Linked DNA regions of Homo sapiens: region 1 is linked to region 2. Evidence: read pairs that join two places in POLR2A ChIA-PET (ENCODE). Cell type or tissue: HCT116. All regions are shown on one strand. Links, peaks and the distances in the headings refer to the core of each region. The heading gives the core; the rest is flanking DNA. Region 1 overlaps LOC102723906 (a long non-coding RNA gene). Region 2 has its middle 13 kb from the start of FAT1.

The links. ChIA-PET counts read pairs that join two places held together with the same protein. Peaks named below come from ENCODE experiments on the same cell type or tissue, not always from the same donor. Only the 100,000 strongest peaks of a DNase experiment are listed, where the experiment ranks them.
Region 1: POLR2A ChIA-PET joins it to region 2 with 6 read pairs; 4 of 35 experiments call an interaction of 5 or more read pairs at or near these places.

The regions. Positions count from the first base shown.
Region 1 is chr4:186,872,488-186,877,861 of GRCh38, forward strand. All of the region lies in intron 1 of LOC102723906 (a long non-coding RNA gene), which reads left to right. Among named protein-coding and RNA genes, the nearest start is that of FAT1, 150 kb to the left of the region's middle. In HCT116, for the core only: no CTCF peak of the experiment used is centred there; no DNase peak of the experiment used is centred there.
Region 2 is chr4:186,733,826-186,739,227 of GRCh38, forward strand. No RefSeq gene overlaps it. Among named protein-coding and RNA genes, the nearest start is that of FAT1, 13 kb to the left of the region's middle. In HCT116, for the core only: a CTCF peak has its summit at 3,800; DNase peaks (open chromatin) are centred at 2,196 and 3,798; H3K4me3 peaks cover 1,097 bases; H3K27ac peaks cover 3,225 bases.

The sequences.
Region 1 (5,374 bases), core at 331-5,330, 140 kb after region 2:
CATCTAGTTGCAGGAAGACAAACTCAGGGCTCCCAATGATTCCACATTATGATGAATTGTATAGTCATTATATATTACAATGTAATCATAATATACATAAAGTGAACAATAAAGTTAATGCGTTTGAATCATCTGATACCACACCCCCCACCCTGGTCTGTGGAAAAATTGTCTTTCATAAAACTGGTCCCTCATGCCAAAAAGGTTGGGGACTTCTGTTTTAGAGGACATCAGCCCTCATTCTATTTGGGTATACATTTGGGAGTGGAATTGCTGGTTCTTCTTATAAACATGTGTGTGTGTCTCTCTCTCTATATATATATGTATAAAGACACACAAACATATATGTGTGTGTGTGTATATATATATATATATATGTTTAGTTTTAGTAGCTAGTACTGCTAAATAGTACTTCAAAGTGGTTATACTAATTTATATTTATAGCAGCAATAAGTAAGAGTTTAAGTTGCCTTCCCATTCTTGCCAACACATGTCATTGTCTGTTTTTCTGATTGGGCATTCTAATAGGGGTATAGGGGAATCCTTGTGTATTTTCAAATTTGCATTCCCCTGATAACTAAGAATTGTTGAACATCTTTTGTTTTTGATTTTTTTTTTTTTTTGAAATGGGGTCTTGCTCTGTCAGCCAGGCTGGAGTGCAGTGGTGCAATCTCAGCTCACTGCAACCTCTGCCTCCCAGGTTCAAGCAATTCTCCTGCCTCAGCCTCCTAAGTAGCTGGAATTACAGGCACCCACATGAGCCACTGCACCTGTCTTTTTGTATTCTTCATGATCATTTTATATTCTTTTTTCTGAATTGCCTGTTCACATTTTTTGCTCATTTTAAATTGGGTTGTTTGTTTTTTATCATAGACTTATAGAATCACGAAGAATTACTTTCTTATTAAAATGTAAATTTTTAGGGTACACAATTCTAGAGTGAATTTTTTTTTTCTCCTTGCATATTCATGATCTTAAACCTTTGCCTTCTGGCTTTCAATTTTTCCTAATGAGAAGTTAGTTGTAAATCTAACTGCCATTCCTATGTGGGTAGTCAGCATTTTCTCTCTTATGCTTTTAAGCTCATCTGTTTAATTCTTAATGCTCCATAGTCTCTAGGTGTTAGCTTCCTTTTTACTCATTTTGATAGGCAAACACTGTGTTTTGTGAATCAGAGAGTTCTCTGCTAATTACTTTAAATATTGATCTCTTTCATTCTTTCTAGTCCTTGATTCAGTTCATTCAATTAGGTATGTATAGACTTTCTCATTCTATTCTTCCTGTATCTTAACATCTTTTTTACATCTTCTACTTTTTTGCATTCTTATTAATTTCTAAGGTTTTTTCACTCTACAGTCTACTGATCTTAATATGTCTATGTCTATCTGTTCTTCTATCTATCAGTTAAGCTTTTGACATCTTGTTTTTTATTTCTAAACTCCTTTTGGGATAATTTTACCAATATCCCTAGTAATTTTGATCTTGCTTATTGTTGTGATTTAAAACAATTTTTGAAAATTATGTCTTTAAAAATTCAATTCCCAAAGAATTTGAAAGTCTAAATTTGCCATGTCTGTTGATTTCAATGTGTTTTATTTTCCCATGTGTGTTTGTTGATCTTTGATTTTAGACTTAACGTTGGTTGATTTTAATCCAGGGAAACCTGGAAGCTTATATCGATATTGCTTTTGGCGGGAGAGAATTGTGCATACCAGAGGGAATTGTGCTGAGATTCAGTGGACATGATACATTCTGACTTTTCTAGAAAATAAATTCTCAAAATGTACAATGTGTATGGCTTCTTTCTTTCTCTTTTTTCTCAGCTAAATATTATTTAGACCCCTGCTGCATTCCACAGTTGCATCAGTCTTGTGTTCAGCTTTCCTACATTTCCTCAAGCCCAAGGCTCAGCCTGCTGGCCACAGATATGGAATGGACATCTGCCCTTGGATTACTGCTGCCCTTTTCTTCACCCACCATGGAATGCTCCACTTTCATTTCACTTTGAGGGGCTTGGGAGGCTCCTGGAGGTTTCTCTTACTTCATGTGAGTCCAGCAACAAATTATCTTTTTTTTTTTTTTTTTTTTTTTTTTTTGAGACGGAGTCTGGCTCTGTCGCCCAGGCTGGAGTGCAGTGGCGGGATCTCGGCTCACTGCAAGCTCCGCCTCCCGGGTTCACGCCATTCTCCTGCCTCAGCCTCCCAAGTAGCTGGGACTACAGGCGCCCGCCACTACGCCCGGCTAATTTTTTGTATTTTTAGTAGAGACGGGGTTTCACCGTTTTAGCCAGGATGGTCTCGATCTCCTGACCTCGTGATCCGCCCGCCTCGGCCTCCCAAAGTGCTGGGATTACAGGCGTGAGCCACCGCGCCCGGCCAACAAATTATCTTTTATGGAGAATCCTCCTTATTGCCAATAGGATAAGTCGTCCTATTTTCCCAGAGAGATTATGGAGAGGACATTCTTATAGTGCTCTATGGTTTAGAACAGTGCTCTATAAGCTCTTTGGGGTAACTTTGGTGGTGGTGGGGATGATATTGATTGTGAAGGAGGTGGATGATCTGGGAACATACGAGTAAGACTTCAGGCTCTTCCGCCCTGCTTCAACTAGCATTTTCCACTGTGGTCTGCTTATAGGATTTTAATGACAGATTGATTCTAAACCTTAAACATTTGTTCAAATCAAATGAATGATTTTATTATTCCCAGTTAAATGTATCCATTCTACACAGCCCTAAAGGTTCTCTGTTATGATTTAATGGCCTTTAATAATGTAGATTATTGGTGTCAAAATAATGTAAACACACAGAAATGAGAGTGGCAAAATCTAGCAATGGAAGAAAGAAGTCACTGCCTCATGGGAGAGACCATACCTAGAGGGGAGTTAAGACAGGGAATTGACCACAAAGAGTTAAAGATTTTTAGGTGAAAGACTTTGCTATTTAAAAGCCAATAGTAATAATAATAATATTAAAAATATCATAAACTGTGGTGATTCCCTCTTTAACTTTGGTTCATAGGAGATTCCTCATGCCATCTGATTCATTTATTCATGATATTACAGATATGTGTTAAAAATTGAAGCTTGTTCAAACACAGTTTTCTTGAAGCAGATCTGGCTACAAGTACATCGTTATGCTTGACTTTCATTCAATCCATTTTTATGAGTGTGTGCTAAGGAAAAACACATGCTGGCAATACAATTACATTAAAGTCAAGATTTGTATCCAAATATCACCATGTCTATAGGAGCTAAGCTTACTGTAATCATAGAAAAAAAGCTCTTGTGTAAGATCTGAAACTTTACTAACATATAAGATTACATTTTTGGTTATGGGTAGGAAAGCAGTGTGTTTACCACAAGTCAAATGCATTGTATAAAATTTCTAATCCAGTTTCATTTAATCCTTACAACAATGGAGTGATTTTTATAAACTTCATTTTTAAAAAGGAGCCTGAAAAAGGTCCAATGACTTGATTAAGGTTTATAAAGCTTGTATGTATGTATAAATGTGTTAATAAATTTATAGATATACATACTTGTCTGTATATACATACTGCTTTTTCTGGAAAATTCATTCTCCAATGTAGAATCTGTATGCTTTTTTCTTGTTCTTTTTTTTTTTTTTTCTTAAACAGTCTATTTATTTATTTGGTCATAACCACCAAGGAATATATGTGTCATTATAGTGGCCATGAATGAAATTTCATAGTAAATAGGCCTCTTTGCATCTGATTTGATAAATACTTATACTATCATTTATATAGTTTTTGTTCACAGAAATCTTATGAGGCCAGTGAGTATTGTCCTCTGAATGAAGAAAGCAGAATAGAATAGTTTGTCTAAAGTCACAGTAGAATCTTGGCTAAAATGACAGCCCCGAGGTCCTAATCAGCTCCTTGGGGAGCTTCAGAATCATCTCTGCTCCATACTGCAAGTATTTTGCACTAAATTGTGAGGTAAAACCAAGTTTTAACTTTATTTATATAAGCTAAACCTATCCTTCTGGATATAATAGTGGGATTTCTAACCCTGTTGGTGCTATTCCTAATAGCTCCAAAAAAGCCTTCTTAAGTCTTGGGCATACTCTAAATACTTTTTGAATACTCAGTCTTCTTCAGGACTGTCAAATACATTTTATTGACTGACTTGAGGAGCATACAGATAACAGAATGGCTGAGGAAGCATGAAAAATTCTTTTGAAAAGTAGGATAAAACCCTGCTATTTTTGCATATCATTTTTCTTTGTCCTGAATTTTACAGTTCTTTGATCTGTATATAAAATTGGAGAAATACATTGTAATTTTGGTGAGACCAACATTCGGATATGTACTGTTTTTGTTTTTTTACCATAGTTCATATTACTAGTTTTAGGTGCTCAGGTAAAGTGACAAAATGACAGAGTTTTCAGTTATGTCATAAAACTAAAATTGTCTTCATTTACAGTGATAATTATATATTAAATATTTAAACGTTAAAATTAAAATAATTACAAATTAAAAAAAACTCCTTAAAGGCCATACAGTTTTTTATAAACAAAAAAGAAGAGAGTAAGATGAGTGGAGAAGTCACTTGACCGGGGACAAGAAAAAACAATGCCTCGATTAAATCACTTAACTCATTTGGCCCTTTTTTATCTTGACAGAACAATGAGGGGAGTATGACGACAATGGCGTCTGAACTTTCCTGCTATTGTTTACAGCAGTGGAACCATGTATATAGATATTATAGGCCAGGAGCCTAGTAACAGAAGAGTTGCTTTCTTGGAAGAGTGTGTGTGTGTGCATGTGTATATGTGTGTATGTTTGTGTATATATATATGTGTGTGTGCGTGTGTACATGTGTATATGTATGTATATGTGTGTGCATGTGTACATGTGTATATATGTGTGTGTGCATGTGTGTGCATATATGTGTGTATAAGTGTGTGTGTATATATGTATGTTTATATGTGTGTATATGTGTGTGTATGTGTATATGTGTGTATGTATATGTGTGTATATGTATATGTGTGTGCTTGTGTACATGTGTATATATGTGTGTGTGTATGTGTATATATGTGTGTATGTGTGTGTATGTTTGTATATGTGTGTGTATGTGTGCATGTGTGTATGTGTATATATGTGTGTATGTGTGTGTATGTTTGTATATGTGTGTGTATGTGTGCATGTGTGTATATATGTGTGTGTGTATATGTGTGTGTGTGGGTGAGGGGGGAGTGGTAGCACGGCGTGAGCCTTGGTCTTGTCCATCCTTTTCTCCCTTGATGTCTCTTGCGATACTTCTGCAAAACTCTGTACTTCTAAGACTATAATCTGAAAATAATTATTTAGAGAATTTCTAAAATTCAGCTCTAAATAACGATATTTTATG
Region 2 (5,402 bases), core at 190-5,189:
ACTGGGCTCAACTCCAAACACAAGTAGGAGAACTGGGGATTTACAGCCAGGGAGCAAAGTGGGGAGGGTCTGTGGATGGAAAACAACTACAACGATACATCACGAGTGAGAGGAGTTCTGGTTAAAGTGACTCACAGGACTCTTGCTGCAAGTGGTCAGTGCAGGTGCAACAAGGACAGACACCAAGGTCACAGCCTGGGGGGCTTGCAAGAGCCCGACTGAAGTTTGGCTCAGGAGAAAATCTTTGTCAGTAGCAGGCTCTTTCTGTTTTTTTCCTACTGTCTTATGATTATTTTGTCCTGAAAAAGCAGTGAAAGGAGAGGGACATTTGTTATTAATCAAGCTTCTGAGACCTTTTGAACCTTAGCTGTAACATTTGCAGGTTAACATTATTCATCTGTGTCATCGATTTCTTAGAAGCCAAATTGTTTAAGGGGGTTGGGGTGGTATCTAGATGGGTAAAGGTGGAGTACTGTAGAGAAACGGAGCTAAAAGTCAGGATTGAGGTGAGCGTTCTGCGGCTGACATTTACGGGCTGTGTGTAAACTTCGCAAATTACTTGGCTTCTTAAGTGGCAATGGGGGATTAGCTAAAATGTGATTAGCGAAGACGCTAAGCTGAGCCTCAGGGATCCTAACTCCTGATCCTCACACTTTGGTGTCATCTCCCCCATCTCTTATCCACCAGGGTCTGTGTAATAGAATAATACAGAAAGGACAGGATGTCACTTCTGAGATTAGGTTATTGTCTTAGTCCATTTTGTGCTGCTGTAATAGAATAGCACAGACTGGGTAATTTACAATGAACAGAAATTGCTTGGCTCACGCCCTTGGAAGCTGAGAAGTCCAAGACTGAGGGCCCAGCACCTGGCAAGGGCCTTCTCTTTATCAGCATTCCATGGTGGAAGGTGAGAGGGTGAGAGAAGGCAAGAGAAAGAACAAGAGGAGATTGAACTTGTGTTTTTATAAGGAACCCACTCCCTCCATAATAGCCTTAATCTGTTCATGAGGGTGATGCCGCCATGCCCAAATACCTCTCCCTAGGCCCCACCTCCCAACACGGCCACCTTGGGGATCATGTTTTCAACACCTGAGCTCTGGGGGACACATTCAACCCTCAGCAACTATAAAAGACACCGAGGTCTCTCCTGGCTCTCTCTCGCTCTCGCTCTCATAGTCTCTCCTGTTATTCACTCTGGGGAAAGCCAGAAGCCCACGTGATGAGGAATGGAAGGCTTCTTCTAACAGCCACATGAGTGAGCTAGAAAGTGGGTCCCCAGCCCTAGCTGTACCTTCAGATGACTGCAGCCCCAGCAGACATCTTGACTTGTGCCCTCATGAGGGCCCCTGAGCCACATCACCCAGCCGACCACACCCAGACCCCTGACCATCAGAAATGATGGGAGTTAACAAATGTTTGTTGTTTAAATTGCTATGTTTTGAGGGAATCTGCTACTCAGCAATTGATAAAGAAATTTGGAATAAATTATTATTGGCTATTAATAAAATATTATTGGCTTTCTACCAATAATGTTATGAGGATGAGAAAACACTTGGTAAACCATTAAGGACTACCACGAATGTTAGAACCCTGTGCATAGACTGGAAGAAAATGTATAGAATAGTTCTATCCAAAGACTCTATGTGATGATGGGAATGTTCTATCTATGCTGCCCTGGGTGGCACTACTGAGTACCTGACAGGTGGCTAGTGCAAAGTGAGGAACTGAAGTTTTAATTTTATTTAATTTTAATTCATTTAAATTTAAACAGTTATATGAGGCTAACGCCTACCATTTTGGACAGAGCAGGTCTAGAGACTTTCTAAGCCAACAAATGACTTGCAAAATCTGGTCAGTGAGAATACAGCACATACAGCTTGTGGGCCTGTTTTCTTCCCCCATTGTGACTTTTCTAAAGGAAGACTTGTGTTATTTATGAGGCCCAGAAGTGATGGATTGAGTTCCATTGAACAATTATTTCCTTCCTGGTTTAAAAAAGAACTATGCATTTTGTAAAACTGGGTTTTCTGAGACCTCAGATTTCTCTTTGTATGTACATGTTCAATTTATCAGACATGAAATTATGGATTCAGTGGACTGTCTCACCCAACTGGCTAATTTGCATGATTAATTGAAGAGGCATGCAATGCAACTGTGCCCAGTTTCCTTAACCACACCGGGCACTGCTGATTCATCCACCTGGTGGATGAGAACGACTTCAAACCTGAGGGCTTGTTGGCCACACTCTATTTATTCAATGATGTCATCTGGCAAATATGCAACACAAAATACAGCTTGAATGGCACTAAGTTACTGGTGGTTATAGCTAAACTTGACTAGAGATAGACTTCAGTGTATGCAAAATTGTATTAGAGCTTATAGGATAGCACGTATTTCATGCTGTTATCAGAGTAGGGAGGTTGATCTAGATTTGCTTATTCTTTTTAGTTGGTTTTTTTTTTTTTTTTTTTTTTTTTTTTTTTTTTTTTTGAGACGGAGTGTCGCTCTGTCACCCAGGAGGCTGGAGTGCAGTGTTGTGATCTTGGCTCACTGCAAACTTCACTTCCTGGGTTCAAGCAATTCTCCTGCCTCAGCCTCCTGAGTAGCTGGTATTACAGGCACCCACCACCATGCCCAGCTAATTTTTGTATTTGTAGTAGAGACGGGGTTTCACCATGTTGGCCAGGTTGGACTTGAACTCCTGACCTCAGGTGATCCGCCAGCCTCAGCCTCTCAAAGTGCTGGGAATACAATGATATATGTTGAGTTGTGCTTTGTAATAAAGCTAATGGTCACTTCAGTGTTGACGGCATCCCATCCCTCAGTCATGTCAAGTCATGCCTTTATTCTCAAGCTTGCAGTCACATTATTACAAGGTAACCACAGCTGCTCTAGACATTCATCAGGGCGGGATGAGGGGCATCGGTTATCTCCACTCACGTAAAAAAGAAAAATTGCATCCTTACTGCACACTATAAACATAAACATTTTCTTGATGAATTAAAATGTAAAGCTGTAAGGCCAATTGTCAAATGATTTGGAAGAAAATATAAGAAAATAATGTATTTGGGACTATGGAAGGATTTACTGTGTAAAACACAAAGTGTTTTTAAAATGAAAGAAAAGATTAACAAATTCAATTACATAAAAATTAAGAACCTCTATTAAAATGTGAAAATATACAGACTGGGAGAATATTCATACAATACTGTATTATTCAAGCAATACTATATTATTGTATGAATACTGCGGACCACCTGAGGTCAGGAGTTCGAGATCAGCCTGGACGACATGGTGAAACCCCGTCTCTACTAAAAATGCAAAAATTAGCTGGGCGTGGTGGCATGTGCCTGTAATCCCAGCTACTGGGGAGGTTGAGGCAGGAGAATCACTTGAACCTGGGAGGCAGAGATTGCAGTGAGCCGAGATCGTGCCACTGTACTCCTTCCTGGGCGATAGAGATTTCATCTCAAAAAAAGAAAAAAAAAAGAAAAGAAAAACAGGCAGAGATTAGATAGAAAAATGGAAAAAAATCATGAACCTATATTTCAGGAAGAGGAAATATGAATAGGGATTGTACATGCAGTGGGTTGAGTGGGGACTACCATAGGGACATGTCCTAATCCCCAGAACCTGTGAATCCTTTTGTGGAAACAGGGTCTCTGCGGATGTAATTAAGAATCTTGAGATCATCCTGGATTATTTGGGTGGGTCCTAAATCCAATGACAAGCATCCTTAGAAGAGCCATCCCGGGGAGAGACACATGGAGGAGAAGGCCACCTGCAGGCAGAGGCAGAGACTGAGGTATGCAGTCACAAGCCAAGGAGCGTCTGGAGCCAGCAAGAGGTGGAGATGCAAGCAAGGATTCTTCTGAGAGCCTTCAGAGGAAGCACAGCCCCGCCAACACCTTGATTTTGGATTTCTAGCCTCCAGAACTGTGAGAGAATAAATTTTTGTTATTATTAAGCCACCCAGCTTGTGGTCATTTGTTATGGCAGCCCTGAGAAACTAATATAGTGTCTAAGAATAAATCATTTATTTTCAAGACAGGGTCTCGCCCTATCACCCAGGCTGGAGTGCAGCGGCCCAATCACAACTCACTTGCAGCTCCTCCAGCTCCCCAGGGTCGAGTGATCCTTCCGCCTCAGCCTCTGAGTAGCTGGGACTATACGTGCATGCCACCACGCCTGGCTAATTCTAATATTTTTTGTAGAGATGGCTTTTTACTATGTTGCCCAGGCTGGTTTCAAACTCCTCAGCTCAAGCAACCCATCTGCCTCAGCCTCCCAAAGTGCTGGGACTACAGGTGTGAGCCACCATGACTGGCTGAGATAATTAATTTCACTAGCTATTAGAGAAATGTAATATCCTCTTACAAAAACTATACTGGCAAAAAAATCAAGATGTCATATCACAGGTGGTGAGGGCATGGGTCAACAGGAGCTCATACAATACTGGTAGGACTGGAAGTTGGTGCAATTACTTTGGAAAACAATTTGATATTACCTTATAAAGATGGTAATATAACATAAAGATGCATGTATCTTATAATTTAGCAATTCTACTACTAGTTTTAGGAGACCCAAGATAAACTCTAAAACGTGTACACCAGGAAATATCTTTAAGAAAATTCACAGCAGCATTGTTGATAATAACAAAAACTGGAAAACACTCAAGTATCTAGCAACAGAATGAATAAATAATTTATACCATATTCCCATTATGAACTTTACACAGGGAAAATGAACGTGCTGTTGTTACATGTAACAATATGAATAATTCTTAGAACTATGAGGGAGTGGAAAATACAAATTGCAGAAAATGTGCCCAAACCAGCAAAACTAAACAATATGTTGCTTAGGGAAATATACAGAAGAGATAGCATATTTGCTTTTTTTTTTTTTTTTTTTTTTTTTGAGACAGAGTTTCACTCTTGTTGCCCAGGCTGGAGTGCAACGGCATGATCTTGGCTCACCGCAACCTCTGCCTCCCAGATTCAAGCAATTCTCCTGCCTCAGCCTCCCCAGTAGCTGGGATTACAGGCATGCGCCAACATGCCCAGCTAGTTTTTTTTTTTTTTTGTATTTTTATTACAGACAGGGTTTCTCCTTGTTAGTCAGGCTGGTCTCCAACTCCCGACCTCGGGTGATCCCCCAACTTGGCCTCCCAAAGTGCTGGGATTACAGGTGTGCGCCCAGCCCCATAATCGTTTTTTAAAAGGATGAGGAGAGATACGCAGGAAGGGGGTATATTCTAGTCCTGAGATGGGAAATGGGTTTCTAGTAGCTGGTATTTATTTTGTACATAACTTAAAAATATTTTATATGTTATTTAAAATATTTGTCACTATTAAAATATCTAACATCAAAACAAAACAAGGCCAGACGCAGTGGCTCATGCC